Linked DNA regions of Homo sapiens: region 2 is linked to region 1. A link is an interaction called in ENCODE POLR2A ChIA-PET data of the cell type or tissue named here. Cell type or tissue: Panc1. All regions are shown on one strand. Each heading gives the region's core, and the rest is flanking DNA. Links, peaks and the distances in the headings are about the cores only.

The links. Peaks named below come from ENCODE experiments on the same cell type or tissue, not always from the same donor. Only the 100,000 strongest peaks of a DNase experiment are listed, where the experiment ranks them.
Region 2: POLR2A ChIA-PET joins it to region 1 with 6 read pairs; 2 of 35 experiments call an interaction of 5 or more read pairs at or near these places.

The regions. Positions count from the first base shown.
Region 1 is chr7:121,286,681-121,291,092 of GRCh38, forward strand. The region is part of intron 22 of CPED1 (cadherin like and PC-esterase domain containing 1); the gene reads left to right. Among named protein-coding and RNA genes, the nearest start is that of WNT16, 40 kb to the right of the region's middle. In Panc1, for the core only: no CTCF peak of the experiment used is centred there; no DNase peak of the experiment used is centred there.
Region 2 is chr7:121,165,669-121,170,080 of GRCh38, forward strand. The region is part of intron 16 of CPED1 (cadherin like and PC-esterase domain containing 1); the gene reads left to right. LOC124901735 (a long non-coding RNA gene) reads right to left here. Exons shown (of 3, transcript XR_007060494.1): 3 at 1-4,412. Among named protein-coding and RNA genes, the nearest start is that of WNT16, 160 kb to the right of the region's middle. In Panc1, for the core only: no CTCF peak of the experiment used is centred there; a DNase peak (open chromatin) is centred at 2,488.

The DNA of each region.
Region 1 (4,412 bases), core at 301-4,300:
TTAGAACAAGTTATCACTGGATGACATGAGTCCCCAAAGAGCAGGATTAAAGGCTGCAGATGGAAAAATGGTGTCCTTGAAGTGGCACTAGATGTTCAGAGAAAACTAACTACACCTGGTGTATTAGTCCATTTTCATACTGCTATAAAGGACTTCCTGAGACTGCGTAATTTATAAAGGAAATAGGTTTAATTGACTCATAGTTCAGCATGGCTGAGGAGGCCTCAGGAAACTTATGAGTGTGGCAGAAGGCAAAGAGGAAGCAGGCACCTTCTTCACAAGGTGGCAGGAAGGAGAAGTGCCAAGTGAAGGAGGAAGAGCCCCTTATGAAATTATTAAATCCCATGAGAACTCACTCACTGTTATGAAAACAGCATGGAGGAAACCACCTCCCCGATTCAATTACCTCTACCTGGTCTCTCCCTTGACACGTGGAGATTATGGAGATTACAATTCAAGATGGGATTTGAGTGGGGACAGAAAACCTAACCATATCACCTGGGATTTAAAGATCATGAACCATGGTAGGACAAGTAGCACCACCATCAGTGCCACCCTTTTATACCCCCAACCTCCTGCCACACAGACACAGACACAGACACACACACACACACTCACACACTCATACACGAGAGGGTTATGGTGTCTTCCTGGAGAAGCAACATTTTAATTTTGGCAATGACGCCAAGGAAACCTTCAGTGAAATGGTGACTCTCTAAGAGACTGTTTACCATGGAAAAGAGGTTTCCAAAGGAACAACTGAGAGGTGTAACAGCCAGGGAAGACATCAGAAATCAAAGAGGAAGCACCAAGTTTGTAACCACTAGCACTCCTTCAGTTCCCTGATGGTAGATTCAAATCATAATGAGTCATGATTGTAGACTCTATTCATAGTGACTAATGAATACCTGGTATTGAAAGTCTCCTCTCATCACTTTTTTTCCTTTCAAATGGTCTTAACTATTTTCCTACATTTATCTTTAAGATGTATTTTAGAATTTCTTTTTCATGTTTTCCCCTGTTTTCCCCCAAATTCTTCTGCGATTACAATTGGAATGGCATTTTAATTAACTCGGGAAGATTTGACATGCTATGTCTGCATTTGTTCATGTGCTTTTTAATGACTCATTAAACTTTTGATATATTTTTCACCTGCATCCTAAATATCATTGTTGAATTTAGTGAAGATGTTTCAGTATTGTAATGGGATCTTTTCTCTAATATATTTCTTACTAATTATGTATAGACTGCAGTAAAGCTATACAATTTTCAAATGTTAACTTTATAATATCTAATTATTTTTCAGTATATTCCTTGGATTTTCAGGGTAAACAATCATACAGTTACATATAATTGTTTGGTAATTTTCTGTAATGAAATGTTTCATAATATTGAAACATTTTGCATTCCTGAAATAAATTGTATGGGCTAGTGAAACAGCATATAATACTACCAGATGTTTTTAATGCTCCTGGATTCAATTCACAATGGCAAAGGAATTTTTACATCTATATTTTGACAAATCAAAATTGAACTAATTCTTTATAGTATCAGGATGATAATGACTTAACAAAGGGATTAGGAAACATCATCTTTGATTATTTTCTACAAAATAGTTTCCAAGGGAAACCAAGTGAATTAAGTGTTGTTGGGCCAGCCACTGGCCTGGGCATGAAGGGTTCCATTTTGAAGAACATATGGGAGCATTGACCCTATAAAAGTCATTAGCCTGGTCCTCAGAAGCTACAAGTAACCCCATCATCCTGATTTCCTTTCTCAGACATCAATTTAGTGATCTCTAAAAATAGAAATAGGTTATCAACCTTCCATTGAGATCTGTCAAAATACTGACACTACTCCCAAATGGAAGCCGTACGCTTCAGCAGTTACACTGGAGATCTATATTTTTGTATATCCCATTTATGAATCACATTTAAGATTGTTGTAAGCATCTACACCAGCATTATCCAATGGTTGTAATGCAACTTTAAATTCAACCCTAAAATCACACAAATATTAAAATAATGTTTAAAGAACTATAAACTTTTTCAGTGGGATAGACCCTTTTCTATTTTGCATGTAATTAGTATGCAGACCATCAGGCACTTGCAAAAGCCAGAACTCTAGATAAAATCGTATAAACAAAATTAACCTTATTTTGGCTTCAGAACACTAGAATAATATTATTTCAAGGTCGAATGTTATATTTATGCTTAAATGTTTTCTTAAATAAACTTCCTGAAGACTGCTCACTAATCTTGCTGTTGAGTACAAACCTCCTCTAAAACTGACAAAACTTTCAGGAAAACATTGATGCACCTCTCCTGTCTATCATATTTAGAGTTGCCATATAACCAAATAAGGGTGGAAAGAGCTGTACACAGTAGAAAATTTTGACCCTGGGACCTAGACTATTAATCAGTGGTTAACCACAAACTGAGCTCTAAACTACAATCCACAGGGATTCCTCACTACAACCTCCTGATTTCACTGGATTTCTTAAGAGTTACCTGATCTGAGGGCCAGATCAAGCAAAGCCAAACCTTCCATAGCTACAGGAAAACATTTCTTTGGGGTTAGCAGAGTATAACTGGTTTTAAAACATATTATTGTTTCATTTTTTCTTCAAATGTGAATAGTTTCAAAATTTTTATCATTACATAATAATGCACATTCATTGTATTATATTAAAGAAAAAAATCAAGCCCAAAGTTACAAGAATACATTAAAAATGTCCTATAATTCCTCTACCAAAAGGTCACTATTGTTAATATTTTGGTATAGATCTTTACAGATTTCCTATTCAAATAACTTTTCAGAAATGGTTCAAGCTCATTTGCAATGTAACTAAAACTACTTCTCTTCCAAATAGATATCATGTGATTTTTTAAAAAATACTCAATTTTGTTTATATGGAACTGTTTTCATTGCACTACCTTATATGAGATGAAAAAATATGTACCTAAATTGTTATATAGAACTCAAAACAATTTTTAAAAAATTATGTAAGCTAGAATTACTTTCATTAGTCATTGATAATAGTTTATATGTCCAAATAGTGACAGAAAAAGTATTTTATAATTGCATTAAAATGATGAAATTCATAATTTGTTATTCTTTTATTATTTTATTTATTTTTATTATACTTTAAGTTCTGGGATACATATGCAGAACATGCAGGTTTGTTACATAGGTATACATGTGTCATGGTGGTTTGCTGCATCCATCAACCCATCATCTACAGTAGGTATTTCTCCTAATGCTATTCCTCTCCTTTCCCCCGAACTCCTGACAGGCCCCAGTGTGTGTTGTTCCCCTCCCTGTGCCCATATGTTCTCATCGTTCAACTCCCACTTACGAGTGAGACCATGCGGTGTTTGGTTTTCTGTTCCTGTGTTAGTTTGCTGAGAATGATGGTTGCCAGCTTCATCCATGTCACTGCAAAGCACATGAAACTCATCCTTTTTTATGGCTGCATAGTACTCCATGGTATATACGTGCCACATTTTCCTCATCCAGTCTAACATTGATGGGCATTTTGGTTGGTCCCAAGTCTTTGCTATTGTGAATAGTGGTGCAATAAACATATGTGTGCATGTGTCTTTTTAGTAGAATGATTTATAATCTTTGGATATATACCCAGTAATGGGATTGCTAGGTCAAATGGTATTTCTAGTTCTAGATCCTTGAGGAATCACCACACTGTCTTCCACAATGGTTGAAATAATTTACACTCCCACCAACAGTGTAAAAGCGTTCCTATTTCTCCACATCCTCTCCAGCATCTGTTGTTTCCTGACTTTTTAATGATCGCCATTCTAACTGGCATGAGATGGTATCTCATTGTGGTTTTGATTTGCATTTCTCTAATGACCAGTGATGATGAGCTTTTTTTCATATGTTTATTGGCCACATAAATGTCTTCTTTTGAGAAGTGTCTGTTCATATCCTTCACCCACTTTTTGATGGGGTTGTTTTGTTCTTGTAAACTTGTTTAAGTTCCTTGTAGATTCTGGATTTAGCCCTTTGTTAGATGGACAGATTGCAAAAATTTACTCCCATTCTGTAGGTTGTCTGTTCACTCTGATGGTAGTTTCTTTTGCTGTTCAGAAGCTCTTTAGTTTAATTAGATCCCATTTGTCAATTTTGGCTTTTGGTGCCATTGCTTTTGGTGTTTTATTCATGAAGTCTTTGCCCATGCCTATGTCCTGAATGGTATTGCCTAGGTTTTCTTCTAGGGTTTTTATGGTTTTAGGTCTTATGTTTAAATATTTAAACTATCTTGAGTTAATTCTTGTATAAGGTGTAAGGAAGGGGTCCAGTTTCAGTTTTCTGCATATGGCTAGCCAGTTTTCCCAACACTATTTATGAAATAGGGAATCCTTTCCCCATTGCTTGTTTTTGTCAGGTTT
Region 2 (4,412 bases), core at 127-4,126, 120 kb before region 1:
ACTTCAGTCCCCTGGATGATTAACCACCACTAAGTCTGAAGTTTCTAAATTGTTACTTTTCTTCTTTTTGGCATGTGTTGGGGGAGAGGTAAAATTTTTACAATTCAGAGAAAGACAATATATTTTAAGATTGGAACTGATAAAGATCAAGCATTTCTTTTGATTCTGGCTTTCATTTAAATCATTTGCATTCCAATTATTTGTTAGCTTTCTAAATGGTCTCTTCAGCATCAAGCTAAGATATGATTGGATGTATCTGTGGCTTTTATAAACTCTGTACTATTGAGGGTCATCCAAGTTTTAGAAACATTGTAATGTATGTGGCTATTTTGACAAATCAACATCCTTCTTATTGAATCAGTTTAATATATCTGTTTTTGCTCACATTAGAACGCTAATTATGTAAACACAACTTACCCACCAGCTCTGCCACAAGGGCCTGAGTGCATGGCAAAAACAAAAAAAAACAAAAAAAAAACATTTCACCAGAAGACCACATTTTGTATGTTATTCAATAAGATACATGGATTGGGTGTGGCATCAGAAGATTTGAATCTATGTGCTAGCTTTATCGCTTATTACCACAATGACACTGAGCAAGCCACTTAAGTTCTCGGAAAATTGCTATGATGTATAAAATGGACATAATTTATACTTGCCCCAACCTATTTCCCTGGATTGTTATTAAGAATAAAATGATAATGGATGCAAAAGACTTTCGCAAGTTATGAAGTATTATACAGATGAGACATATATTATATTTACTTATATATTAGACATACTGATACATTTTAAATGATTCCAGTTCATCCTTTTTTTGAATTTCAGTTAAATACACATTCTAACATCTCACTCAGGAAAAAAGGCTATTGTTTTCTTTGATAATAAACTGAAATATTTAACTAAAATTGTATGAGCCTGTATTGTAAAAACAACTCATGATGCTCTTCTCCCTGCCAGTTCCCAAAGGATATTTATCTTAGAATTTTAAGAGGTAAAATTATTTTGGTTCTTCTTCTTTTTGGAGTAATGCTGTTTTTCTCATTCCTTTTAAAGTTAAGAATCATGTAGCATTAAAAAATATATACAGTAGGCTATGGCATTTTCCTAGTTGCTACAAGAAATAAATGTAGGAGAAAGTTCTTTAATGTAAAAATTCCTAACTGTTAACAGATCGTGAAAATCAGCAACAACTGTTGTGCTGAGGATCATGATCTACAAGTAGAGGGCAGATAATTCCACTGAGATGAAAAGAGTGCGTCTGGTGTTTGAGCTGTGGCCACATTTGACTTTCATGTCCTTTTGGGACACAACACACTTTGTGGAAGAAGAAAGTTAATGCAGCTGCCTTCGCTAATCATTCAGTGTGACCCAGCCCCTCAGGGAGGAAGGTAAAAACAGCTACACTCTGAGACCCACCAACCTTGCTGATTAACAGCAAATGCTGGTAAAGTGACCCTCTAAGTCTGTCTAGCCCATCAGGCCTAGAAATGTAATTTAGATGATTATCTCTATGCCCATTAAACCTTGTGACCTATTGCAGTCCGTTTGAAGTTGGTCTGCTTACACTTGTTAATAGGAAAAAAAGAAGGATTAACTCAGAGGTCATGAAATCAGAGTGCAGCCAAGATGATGGCAACAGAGCATAGGAAACCTTCCTTGGCCCCTGTAGAAGTGAGGAAGAACCCTGAGAATAAGGGGCTGCCAACAGAATTCATTTCTTTATGGAAAAAAGAGTTCTTTGGAATGCAACCAAGATTGAATCCTTCACCCTCCACTAGTTCTGGAGAGTTTTGTTTAATTTATAAGCATCGTATTCTAACAAGGTGAGCAGTCATGTTTAAGATCATGGGATTTATGAAAAGGATCACAGCATAAAGTCTGCTTGAGAAACTTAATGAAGAGAATAGATGCATTGTCTGCATTCTATAACAATTTGAAACAGACACCATAACATATTTGAGATCTGATATAAAAGTTAAATCATTTTGTGTAAGCTGTAAGGTCTGAAGAAAACTACTAGAACCCATTAATTTTAGTTTACCTTTTAAAGTCTATTTTTTTTTTTTTTTTTTTTTTTTGAGATGGAGTCTCGCTCTGTTGCCCAGGCTGGAGTGCAGTGGAGCGATCTCGGCCCACTGCAAGCTCTGCCTCCCGGGTTCACGCCATTCTCCTGCCTCAGCCTCCTGTGTAGCTGGGACTACAGGCGCCTGCCACCATGCCCGGCTAATTTTTTTTGTATTTTTAGTAGAGATGGGGTTTCACCGTGTTAGCCAGGATGGTCTCGATCTCCTGACCTCGTGATCCGCCCGCCTCGGCCTCCCAAAGTGCTGAGATTACAGGCGTGAGCCACCGCTCCTGACCCAAAAGTCTATTGCTTTTAAACTCGAAAGAGCTGAGCTTAGTTCCTGAGGTCCTTGTTGGGCGCAGCTTCTCTATGTATGCAGAGCAGTTCATTACTGGCTTACATTCTGAACGCTATCATAGCGGGAGGCTCTCTTACTGGTCAGAGGTTTAATATGCTGAGAATGTTGCTCAAGTAAAAGCTCCTATCAGCTGACCTCTTTACTCACTGGATATTTAAACTTTCTCTTTCACTTTAAGAAAACCTGAAATAATTTTTAAAACTTACAATTCTTAAAAAGTGACTGACAAGGTCTTAATATTTTAAAAGTAGTCTTCTCTATCTAAAGAATCAAGACTTTGTATTCTCTTAAATATCACTTTTAACATATAATTTTATTTACTAAAACATGGTTCTGCATAATTTTAATTTTTAAAAATTTTTAAATTGTTGTGGGTATGTAGTAGGTGTATATGGGGTACATGAGATGTTTTGATGCAGGCATGGAATATGTAATGATCACATCATGGAGAATGGGATATCCAACCCTTCAAGCATTTAACTTTTGAGTTACAAAAAATCCAATTACGCTCTTTAAGTTATTTTAAAATGTACAATTAAATTATTATTGACAATAGCCTATTGTGATATCAAATACTAGGTCTTATTCATTCTATTTTTTTGTATCCATTAACCATCCCCCACCTCTCCTCCAGCGCTCCACTACCCTTTTCAGCCTTTGGTAACCAACCTTCTACTCTCTGTGTCTATGAGTTCAATTGTTTTGATTTTTAGATCCCACAAATAAGTGAAAACATGGGATGTTTGTCTTCCTGTAAAATTTCTTAGAAACAAGACTATTTATAAAGGTAGACACTTCAGTATGGCAAACTCTGCAAATGTTTCAGAGTTATAGGAAAAGGAAAAATCAAACAAGTTTAGAACCTCAATGAAGACTTTACTGTATACATTTATAATGGCTGATAACAGGAACCTAATATTCAAATACAACATAAATATGTGTATGTGCTTATAAAATATTCTAATGAAACAAATGCAATATTACAAGCTATTTAAAAATCTGAAATGCTATTGATAGGAGTTCAGAATGCATGTATAAATGAATATGTATACAAGTTTCAACATTAAATAGGTTCCGAGTCACTGTATTTTATAAAGACATCAAATTAACAAGCTGCCTATAGCTTTTAGAGATAAGTTAAATTAGCTAAAATTACATTCATAAGACAGTATTAAAATGATTGGATGAAAAACTAAGTTCTATAAAGAAGGTAATTGGGAAAATTAGGAAAAAGCAACTTTATTGAATATGAAATTTTTGATCCTATTTCCCGTTTTAAAAATGTATTTTTGTTTTCAATGGAATTTTCTGTTTTATATTAAGAATAGGATGGCATTGAATTAGATTTAGTTTTATTGGGAAGCAACAGATAATCCATGCTTTTTTGTTTCCATTAAGTTCTGATAATGATTAAAATATCATTTGATCATCTGATAATGATCAAAATATCATTTTGTTGAAATTTTTTACTGAAGAATATCATCAAATTTTGGTATGCCACTGAGAATACTAATGGCTAAACTTTTAAATTTGCCACTCGTGTATCCCAGTGCCTGATGTAATAAACATGCAATAAATATTTGTTGAATGAATGGATGATCTTATTGATCTGTGGCTAGTGAGTTCAGAGAGAAAAAGTGGCAACTAAAGTGATTCTTTTCACTCTAAATTCAGGATAATAGTGCTGAAATGTGATTTCCTCCAGGGACTGATAAAATAATTTTGAGTTAATCTCTAAGGTACATTCAAATATTTTTTACGTTGAAGGAACTGTGTTTGGATTTTTTTTTCTTTAGCATGGATGGCTCCAATAATGCAAATGGTTTAATCGATGTCTGTGGGAGGAAATCACTTCTTCCTTTGATCCCCACCTTACACTTAACACTTCCTTACACCTTACACTTCCCTATTTTACATGGACTACACCTTAGTGACACTTGCTTACATGCATATCTCCCCTAGATTTTTCTTCCTTGTCTTGCCATG